3 separate regions of the Homo sapiens genome follow, and regions 2 and 3 are each linked to region 1. The links are chromatin contacts, found by Hi-C or POLR2A ChIA-PET in ENCODE. All regions are on one chromosome and are shown on one strand. Each heading gives the region's core, a stretch centred on a gene start or an enhancer-like site at or near the end of the contact. The rest is flanking DNA. Distances are from core to core; before and after follow the strand shown. Region 1 holds the start of RAD1 (RAD1 checkpoint DNA exonuclease). Region 2 holds the start of IL7R (interleukin 7 receptor). Region 3 overlaps CAPSL (calcyphosine like).

Region 1 (2,700 bases), core at 60-2,559:
TCTTTAGTAATAGCATATCGCAGTGGAAAAAAGAGCATATATTCTGGAAACAAATATTCAGCGTTCTTATCCCAATTCAGCCACTTACCAGCTGTGGGACTGTTGGCAAATCACTTAAAATTGTGCCTCGTTTCCACATATATAAAACGGGAATAATAACAGAACCTACCTTACAGGACTATTGTTAAGATTAAATAAGTTAAACAATAAGAAGACTGTAGCCTAGCCAATAGCCTAGTTTAATAAACTTTAGTCATTACTAACCATTATCTCTGTAAAACAAGATGGGAAAAGAATTTGTTACCGGGAGAGAAAAAAAATTCAAGTAATGACGTTTTGTTCTCTAACTTAAGACTATTATTTATTTATTAAGTTATTTATTATGACTATTGACAAGTTATTATGACTATTAAGTTATTTTGTCTACTGAAACCTTCCGATTTCATTAAATTACATTTAGAGTATCTATGGCACAGGCTTAAAGGCGCCTACTTCCATACCTGAATAAAAGCATTTGCTTGCACACACTTTGCATTTTCCACTGTTACTTTGATACCATTTTTAGTTGCGAAACACGTGGCATGTTCTCGGAAATGAATAGCTTTCAAGATAGTGGAGAGATTCCTAACGTTGTCAAGGCTGGCCACAAGGCTGTACTGATCATCCTCGTCTTGGATCTGTTGGGTCAGAAGGGGCATCGTCCACTGCGCATTCGGCCCCGAGGGATGCTCCTGGGGCCAACAACTTCTCGGCGGATCGCCAAACACCTGAAGGGATTAGACAGTAAAACTCCCATCAGTGCTGGCGAGGTCCGGCGAGCTCCACCTGCGCTGAGAGGTGGAAAGGGGCTGGGAGGCTGAACACGGCTGACCAGGCCGAACCCCACCTATGTCACTTAACTATCTTTGTAATTCTGGAGGAAAATTATCTAAGCTACGGTTTCCTCGTCTCCGTAAGAGGACAATAACGTGAAAAGTTGTGAAGAATGAAGACACGCAACTGACACGGTATCTCCCGGCCAAACAGGAGCTACAAATCCGCGGGGAGTCGGTTTTGTGCAGCCCGCGCCACCAGCCCCGCCTCCAACAAAACAGGCGATGGCGGGGCGGGCCCGGAGTGTCCAGATAATCCTCCAAGAGTCCCAGACAACCCCATTCACCAGCCCGCCCGCGGGACAGCATCGCTTACTAGTCTCGGGGTCCCCGAGTGCGGAAACCCTACCTTTGCGGTGGGGTCTGGACGCCCGAGAGCCCTTCTCAGCAAAGTCCCTGAAGAGGAGCGAGGCGGCTCCGAGGAACCGCGGAGGAAGTGAAGCCAGTCCCGCCACTCTTCAGACCGGCCCTCCACCTCGGCCACCGTCACCACAGAGCTGAAGGAGGCCTAGAGAGCCGCGCGTGCCGCGCCACCGAGACCGGAAGGAGGCGGCACAGACCTGGAGGACGACCGCGGAGCTGAGCGCTTAGAGCCGCCGAACCATAGAGATCGGAAATAGGAGCGAGCGGCAGCGCCGGAAAGGAGGCCAAGAGCGCGGGCGGCGAGGCAAGATGGCGGCAACCAAGAGGAAACGGCGTGGAGGCTTTGCAGTTCAGGCGAAGAAGCCAAAAAGAAACGAAATAGATGCGGAGCCGCCAGCTAAGCGGCACGCCACAGCAGAGGAGGTGGAGGAAGAAGAGAGGGACCGGATCCCAGGCCCCGTTTGCAAGGTAGGAGGGGATGTCCCCGGGCTACACCTGCGGCGGCGGCTCTGTGCGCCTTTTCTTGGGTTACTTACTTGACTACAGCCTTGCTTAATTTCAGAGTAGCCCGGGTGTTAACGGTAGGTCGGTTTTAGCAATTCTCCCGGCCAGACTGGGCACGGAGTTTGCAGCTAATCCTTGTGCACGTGGCCGTCTTCCTGGAGGCGGCGGGTTTTAAAACCTTTACCCGGCCCACGGGGAAGCGACTTACAGGGTGCTCAGATCCAGCGTTCTTTCTTACTAGTTGTTCAGTTGTTTTTTTTTTTTAATGTTTTTGGAGAGTAGTGCTTTTCCTTGGTTATTTCTCGCTATTATTTCTCCAGTGATTAGTATGCCCATATACTGCCATAGTCAGCCACTCTCAGTCAGGGATCCTGAAGTACGTTAGGGGAGCCTTTAAAAAGTTGTTGCCCTTGGGACTGTGACTCTGACTTGTTAACCAGGTCATTAACTCAAGAGATACTGAAAAATAGACTAGGTAGTATGAGCTTTACTTGTATTCAACAGACATTGAATGTGCCATGCACTGTACCAAGTTAGGCTTCCTTTGGGTTTGAGATTGCAAAGATGACTAGAATGTGACCTCTTCCTCCTGAAATGTTGGAGTTTAGGAGGAAACTTAAGAATTCAAATAAGTTGATGGTTTTTATTCAAAAGAAGTGCACACAAGTTGTTAGAATTAGCTTTCATTCAACTAAGAACTCTTCTTAAGCTAGACAGAATACTGTGAACAAGGATTATCTTTGACATTAATTTTTGCGTCCTCCGCACTTAGCATAGTACTCTAGCGCGGAGTAGGTGATAAGTAAATGACCCCGTGTGGTGTGATGGCAAGCTCTAAGAAAGAAGTGAGCTCTGTGGAATGAAAGATAAGTGTAAATTCTAGCCCCGTTATTAACAGCAACATTCTGTGCTCTTTTCTGACCTGCAGATTGGGGGGCAGGGGGAGGGAATATTTACTTTT
Region 2 (2,700 bases), core at 135-2,634, 940 kb after region 1:
GAAGCAGTCAGGCTTTACAAATATCACCACTTTAACCATGAGGCCATATTAGGAAGGCTTTTGACTGGCATTCAGGTTTGGGGGAGTCTGAATTTTCTATGCCATGGTCTCAGATTTCTGCCCCATATACCTAGGCACTAATTTAGTTCATATGTACTATGTGTACCTGAAAAGTTGTGTGGCAATCAAATTTTCACAAATAGAATCCTGTTTTAAATACACTAAGAAAGTACCTACTTTATCCTTTAAACAAGAGGTCAGCAGACTTTTTCTACAAAGGGTCAGATAGTAAAGATTTTACACCTTTTGTACAATACAATCTCTATCTCATCTACTTAGCTCTGCCATTGTTGCATAAAAGCAGCTGTAGATGATACACAAATGGGTGAGGCTGTATTCCAATGAAACGTTATTTGCAAAAACAGGTGGTAGATTAAATTTGGTCCCAAGGCTTACTTGGGAAAAAAAAAGATCTTTTGAAAAAGAAAAAATAAATGAATAATTTTTTAAAAAATTGTTCCCTAGGTCATAGTTTGCCAGCCCCTGCCCTAAACAAATAATTCTTGAATGCCTACTGTGGTGTGTAAGATATGAGTAAATACCAGGGATACACAGAGAACAAAAGAGAAAAACTGCTATTCTTGTGAAACTTGGAAGTTGGAGGTAAGCTATTTAAAATAAACCCACAATAAAGTACTTCACATAGTGCAGACTGTTTCTTTAAATCAAAACTCACTCCAAACAACCAATTGATTCACTTTGTAAGTTTGAATTTTTGTCTTCAGATTCTTTTAAAGTGGGCCCTTAGTCAGGAGCGGTGGCTCATGCCTGTAGTCCTAGCACTTTGGGAGGCTGAGGCAGGCAGATCACTTGAGGTCAGGAGTTCGAGACAAGCCTGGCCAACATGGCGAAACCCCGTCTCCACTGAAAACACAAAAATTAGGCTGGCATAGTGGCATTTGCCTGTAGTCCTAGCTACTCAGGAGGCTGAGGCAGGAGAATTGCTTGAACCTGGGAGGTGGAAATTGCAGTGAGCCGAGATCATGCTATTGTACTCCAGCCTGGGCAACAAAGCAAGACTCTGTCTCAAAAAAATAAAAATTAAAAAAATAAAGTAGCCTCTAGCCTAAGATAGCTTGAGCCTAGGTGTGAATCTACTGCCTTACTCTGATGTAAGCACAGTAAGTGTGGGGGCTGCAGGGAATATCCAGGAGGAACAATAATTTCAGAGGCTCTGTCTCTTCATGTCCTTGACCTCTGCTTACAGCAGCAATACTTTTACTCAGACTTCCTGTTTCTGGAACTTGCCTTCTTTTTTGCTGTGTTTATACTTCCCTTGTCTGTGGTTAGATAAGTATAAAGCCCTAGATCTAAGCTTCTCTGTCTTCCTCCCTCCCTCCCTTCCTCTTACTCTCATTCATTTCATACACACTGGCTCACACATCTACTCTCTCTCTCTATCTCTCTCAGAATGACAATTCTAGGTACAACTTTTGGCATGGTTTTTTCTTTACTTCAAGTCGTTTCTGGAGAAAGTGGCTATGCTCAAAATGGTGAGTCATTTCTAAGTTTTCTTATGGATTTTGGATTATCTGTAGCATGGTTTCAGGTTATTCAGTTCCCTAACAGACCTGAGTCAGGCACTGGGTTTGAATGCAGTTTGAGAATTTCCCACATATTCAGTCATTTTTTTTAATGTTTAACCACCATGACAGGGGGCAGGGGATCAATACTATGGGTGGTTTATAAGACCTCAGTATTCTCAAGAAGGAATGCATTTCACTCCCAAGTGTAGATCTTAAATGTTGAATGATTACTCTGCTCTTACAAAAAGAATGCTCATGTAGATGCTATGACTGTACTTGTAGGAAAATGTCCAAAGTAATTTTACCTTGTCAGGAGATCAAACTGGATTCATTTTGTTTGACTTTTTAAGAAATCCTGAAAGCATAACTTTCAGGATAAGGTAATGTACAGAAGCAATAGCTTTGTCTTCAGTGACCAGTGCTATATCCTCAGCACCTAAATCAGTGGCTAGAATATAGTAGACATCCAATAACTTTTGAAAGTGTTTTCAAAATACTTTAGTTTTGAGAGATTTATGTGAGATTTTAAGTAAATAACTGACTAGAGAAAGATCTAAATGAGTTTACTCATTGAAATACACTGAATTGCCTCCACACCAACAAATTGGCCATATGTAATAATTCTTTTTGGGATCTAAAAAACTTAGTACCGAGAAGCCAACCCTGCCCATACATAAACACATTGTAATTATAACAAAACTAGGCAGAAGCTTCTAACAGCAGCAGGAGGCATGTGGGAATTTAGACCATCAACTTGCTCCTGCAAATTAAGCCCTTTCTCTTTAAGAGTTAAAAACTATTTGGCTATAGACAATATCAAACACATCAGCCTAATGACTCAGCTTATGCATTTTGAGTCATGTAATTACGAAGGATGGAAATCCCTAGAATTTTCTCATTAAGGGAATTGTCAGAGAGTTTGACATTTTTTACAGTATATGACTCACTTTATGGGGGATGATTATTATTCTATGCTAAACTTTGCCTTGGATTTCCACAAAGACTGATGGGAGGCAGGAAACATAAATCTTACTCTCTTTCATGTCATCTATACTCACTAGTTCACCCTGGTGATCATACTATTTTTAAAATATATAAGAATGCTAGTTGAAAG
Region 3 (2,833 bases), core at 191-2,690, 990 kb after region 1:
GTGGGAATTTTTGTTTGTTTGTTTGTTTGTTTGAGACAGAGTCTTGCTCTAGGCTGGAGTGCAGTGCAGTGGCATGATCTGAGCTCATTGCAGCCTCTGCCTCCCGGGTTCAAGCAATTCTCATGTCTCAGCCTCTGGAGTAGCTGAGATTACAGGCATGTGCCACCATGCCCAGCTAATTTTTTTATTTTTAGTAGAGACAGGGTTTTCACCATGTTGGACAGGCTGGCCTTGAACTCCTGACCTCAGGTGATCCACCCACCTCAGCCTCCCAAAGTACTGGGATTGCAGGCGTGAGCCACTGCACCCAGCCCTTGCTGGTGGGAATTTCAACACAATTGGCAGAAAGCAGAGAGGGGAGAGATAAACATTCCACCAGGTGAAGGCTTTCTGGAATAGCCTGCCCACACACAGCGCAAGATGTCCCAGATAAAATCTGAGCGCCCAGCCCAGTTTCAAAACTTCAGCCACAGGAGTACCATGAACAGGCGTGGATCTACTGCTCAAAGAAATAGCCTCCTCACTCACACCAGTCTTTAAAATGACTATTAAATAAATCATTTTGAATCTATTTGTCAAACTGCGGCTTCCCTAAACCCTAAGCAGTGAAACTCAAGATTTGCTTGTAGAAATTGAGGCTAACACGTGGTCTTCTTCTGGTCCCCAAATGAGACTGAAACACTTAAAGACTTACAATCAGTCATAAAAAGAGATATATTATCATCTCACCTAGAAAAGGATCATCTAAAAGGAGGTGAAGAAAAACTATGGGTGCATGGGTGAGGGTTTTAATTAAAATACTCAAGCTTTCATTAATGGCCAAGGGATAAAACCTAAAGTTGATTAGACACCTGCATGTATCAGCACAGCACTAGGAGCTTTACAGAGCTCATTTTATTTAAGTCCTATTTTAGAACAAAGGAAACAGTCTTAGGCAAGGCAAACTCACAGTTGGCTACTCAATGTCTTTTATTTCTGCCTGTTTTTTGGCCCCAGAAAATGCAATATTTTGACACAGAAAAAAACATTAGGATGAGTGTGAAATCAAATACGATTCTGGTTTTTGAGCTGACATTTAGTCATTTGGAGCCACATGGCTGTCCCAGGGCCTGGTCCCCAGGTCATGTGCTTAAAGCTTCCAGGCGGTTCTCATCATGATGATGAAGTACACATCAGTGTCAATGGATGCGCTCACACCTGCATAGTAGTTCATGAACTCCTCAGGGGTCACCTGCAGTGGAAAAGTTAGAAACAAAAACGAAACTTTGCTTCTCACTCTGTCAATGGGCGCCCACCTTGTGCACCTGTAAATAGAAGGGAAATAGAGGATTTCTTTGTGTATGTGATCATGGCTGAGGAACTGATCTAAAACAAAAGAACAAGTGAAGCTGAGGATGGTGTGAGAACAGCACCTAGGAAGAGAGAAAGAAAGTCTTGAAAGTTTCTAAGCCAACCTAAATGGAAAGTGACGCATAGGTTGTCATCTTTTGTCTAAGGGTGGGAGCCCGTCGGTTCAGGTAAGGGAGACTGAAACTCAGAGTAAGAAGGAAGTGCTCTGCAACTGTAGTTATTTCTGTCTTTCTGTGACACGTCAGAAACAACATGTCATGTCCTTGTGTCAGGGTAAGTGATGTTTTCCCTTTCCAAAAATGGAGTTCTCTCCTGTGGGTGAAGAAACAGATTTCTAGTTAAACGCTCCCGGGTTGCATGCTTTTCTAACACATAAATAACTCATTCAAGGCCCAGGGTGAATAAAAAGCTTACCCCTGCTTCATGCCTCCCACCCATCCTGGCTTCTCTCCACTCTACACCCATGACCATCTCTTTGAAATATTGACTAATGTGTTTATCTGTGTGGGGATTTTATATTACTTTCCTTTGGGGAAGGAGAAAAGACAGTTATTAGTCTTATTTTTAACAGGTCTAGATAATATGTACACTCTAATTTAATCATGTTGGTTGACATGATCGGTTGGGGACATACCTATGCCTTCCAAGAATCATAAGAGATGACTGACCCACTGGTCCTATTGAAATTATAAGTGACCAGAAAAGAAAAGTCACTGGATCCACAGTTGTCTTTCATACCACCCCTTCCCACTAAAAACATAAGGAAGGGCAGTAGAAAGAAAGGCATTTGAACTCAGCTCATAGTTGAACTGTAAATACACATCTACAATACATGCATAGAGCCTCTGTCAAAATTAGGATACCATTAGCATCCCCCTTTGTTGAACTTCTTTATTCCTCTCCTCCTTTGGATTCCTCAGCCTCTGCTTTTCAATTCCCTCATTAAGGGATTACATTAAGTTTCACACATCATTATTGCCCTCTTTCTATCTTTCTCATGTTGTGTGAGGTTCCAGGGAAATGTTTATCAGTGTGGGTCCACACCACCTGCATCAGGACAACCTGGGGTGTCTGTCATAAGCCTAGGCCCACAGGCTGTACCCCACACCTGCTAAATCAGAATCTCTGAAGCAGGTGGTTGTGGAATTTACTTCTTAAAAATCTAAACATCCCAGTTAATTGTTGTGCACACTACAGTAATTTAACTGGGAATATCAAAGATAATTAAGATAAAGTCTCAGTCCTCAAAAAGTTGCAGGCTGGTGAAATACTCCAACAAAGTAAGTGGATCATTTTACAGCAAATAGCAAGTAAACTAAAAGAGTTACCCACGAGACCCTGAGCCATTTTGACGGTGCACTTTACCATGACAGTTTGAGGAACATTTTTTACAGCTAATTATTTTTTAATTAAAAATTATCAAACTCCCGATATTTTTAGTTTGTTATTGTTTCTATTGTCTGTTTGTTGGCCAGGGATGACA

The links. A loop is a pair of places that touch in the nucleus more often than their neighbours do. ChIA-PET counts read pairs that join two places held with the same protein, here RNA polymerase II (POLR2A). Pooled maps may share reads with other maps.
Region 2: a pooled map shows a loop between it and region 1 (6-fold over the local background). The contact joins the promoter of IL7R here to the promoter of RAD1 in region 1. A Hi-C loop is called at or near these places in 2 of 168 maps with a recorded cell type or tissue (both naive thymus-derived CD4-positive, alpha-beta T cell) and 12 of 50 pooled maps. POLR2A ChIA-PET finds 5 or more read pairs at or near these places in 6 of 52 experiments (CD4-positive, alpha-beta T cell, CD4-positive, alpha-beta memory T cell, OCI-LY7 and 3 more).
Region 3: a map of OCI-LY7 shows a loop between it and region 1 (7-fold over the local background). The contact joins the enhancer-like site here to the promoter of RAD1 in region 1. A Hi-C loop is called at or near these places in 1 of 168 maps with a recorded cell type or tissue (OCI-LY7), 1 of 37 single-sample maps with no recorded cell type and 7 of 50 pooled maps. POLR2A ChIA-PET finds 5 or more read pairs at or near these places in 1 of 52 experiments (activated naive CD4-positive, alpha-beta T cell).

What each region holds. Positions count from the first base shown.
Region 1 is chr5:34,914,195-34,916,894 of GRCh38, forward strand. It overlaps RAD1 (RAD1 checkpoint DNA exonuclease), which reads right to left and starts at 1,310. Exons shown (of 6, transcript NM_002853.4): 1 at 1,222-1,310; 2 at 501-767. The coding sequence starts at 698. It overlaps BRIX1 (biogenesis of ribosomes BRX1), which reads left to right and starts at 1,517. Exons shown (of 10, transcript NM_018321.4): 1 at 1,517-1,703. The coding sequence starts at 1,545. It also overlaps a transcript of TTC23L not described here. RefSeq lists enhancers at 894-1,499, 946-1,005, 1,026-1,925, 1,500-2,105.
Region 2 is chr5:35,855,507-35,858,206 of GRCh38, forward strand. It overlaps IL7R (interleukin 7 receptor), which reads left to right and starts at 1,385. Exons shown (of 8, transcript NM_002185.5): 1 at 1,385-1,553. The coding sequence starts at 1,472.
Region 3 is chr5:35,903,416-35,906,248 of GRCh38, forward strand. It overlaps CAPSL (calcyphosine like), which reads right to left. Exons shown (of 5, transcript NM_001042625.2): 5 at 873-1,231. The coding sequence ends at 1,130. Among named protein-coding and RNA genes, the nearest start is that of CAPSL, 34 kb to the right of the region's middle. RefSeq lists an enhancer at 1,180-1,279. Within about 2 kb of position 1,441, at least 2 of the 41 ENCODE cell types and tissues checked have a DNase peak (open chromatin) inside an H3K27ac peak, as active enhancers do; they include OCI-LY7, where a contact is called at or near this core.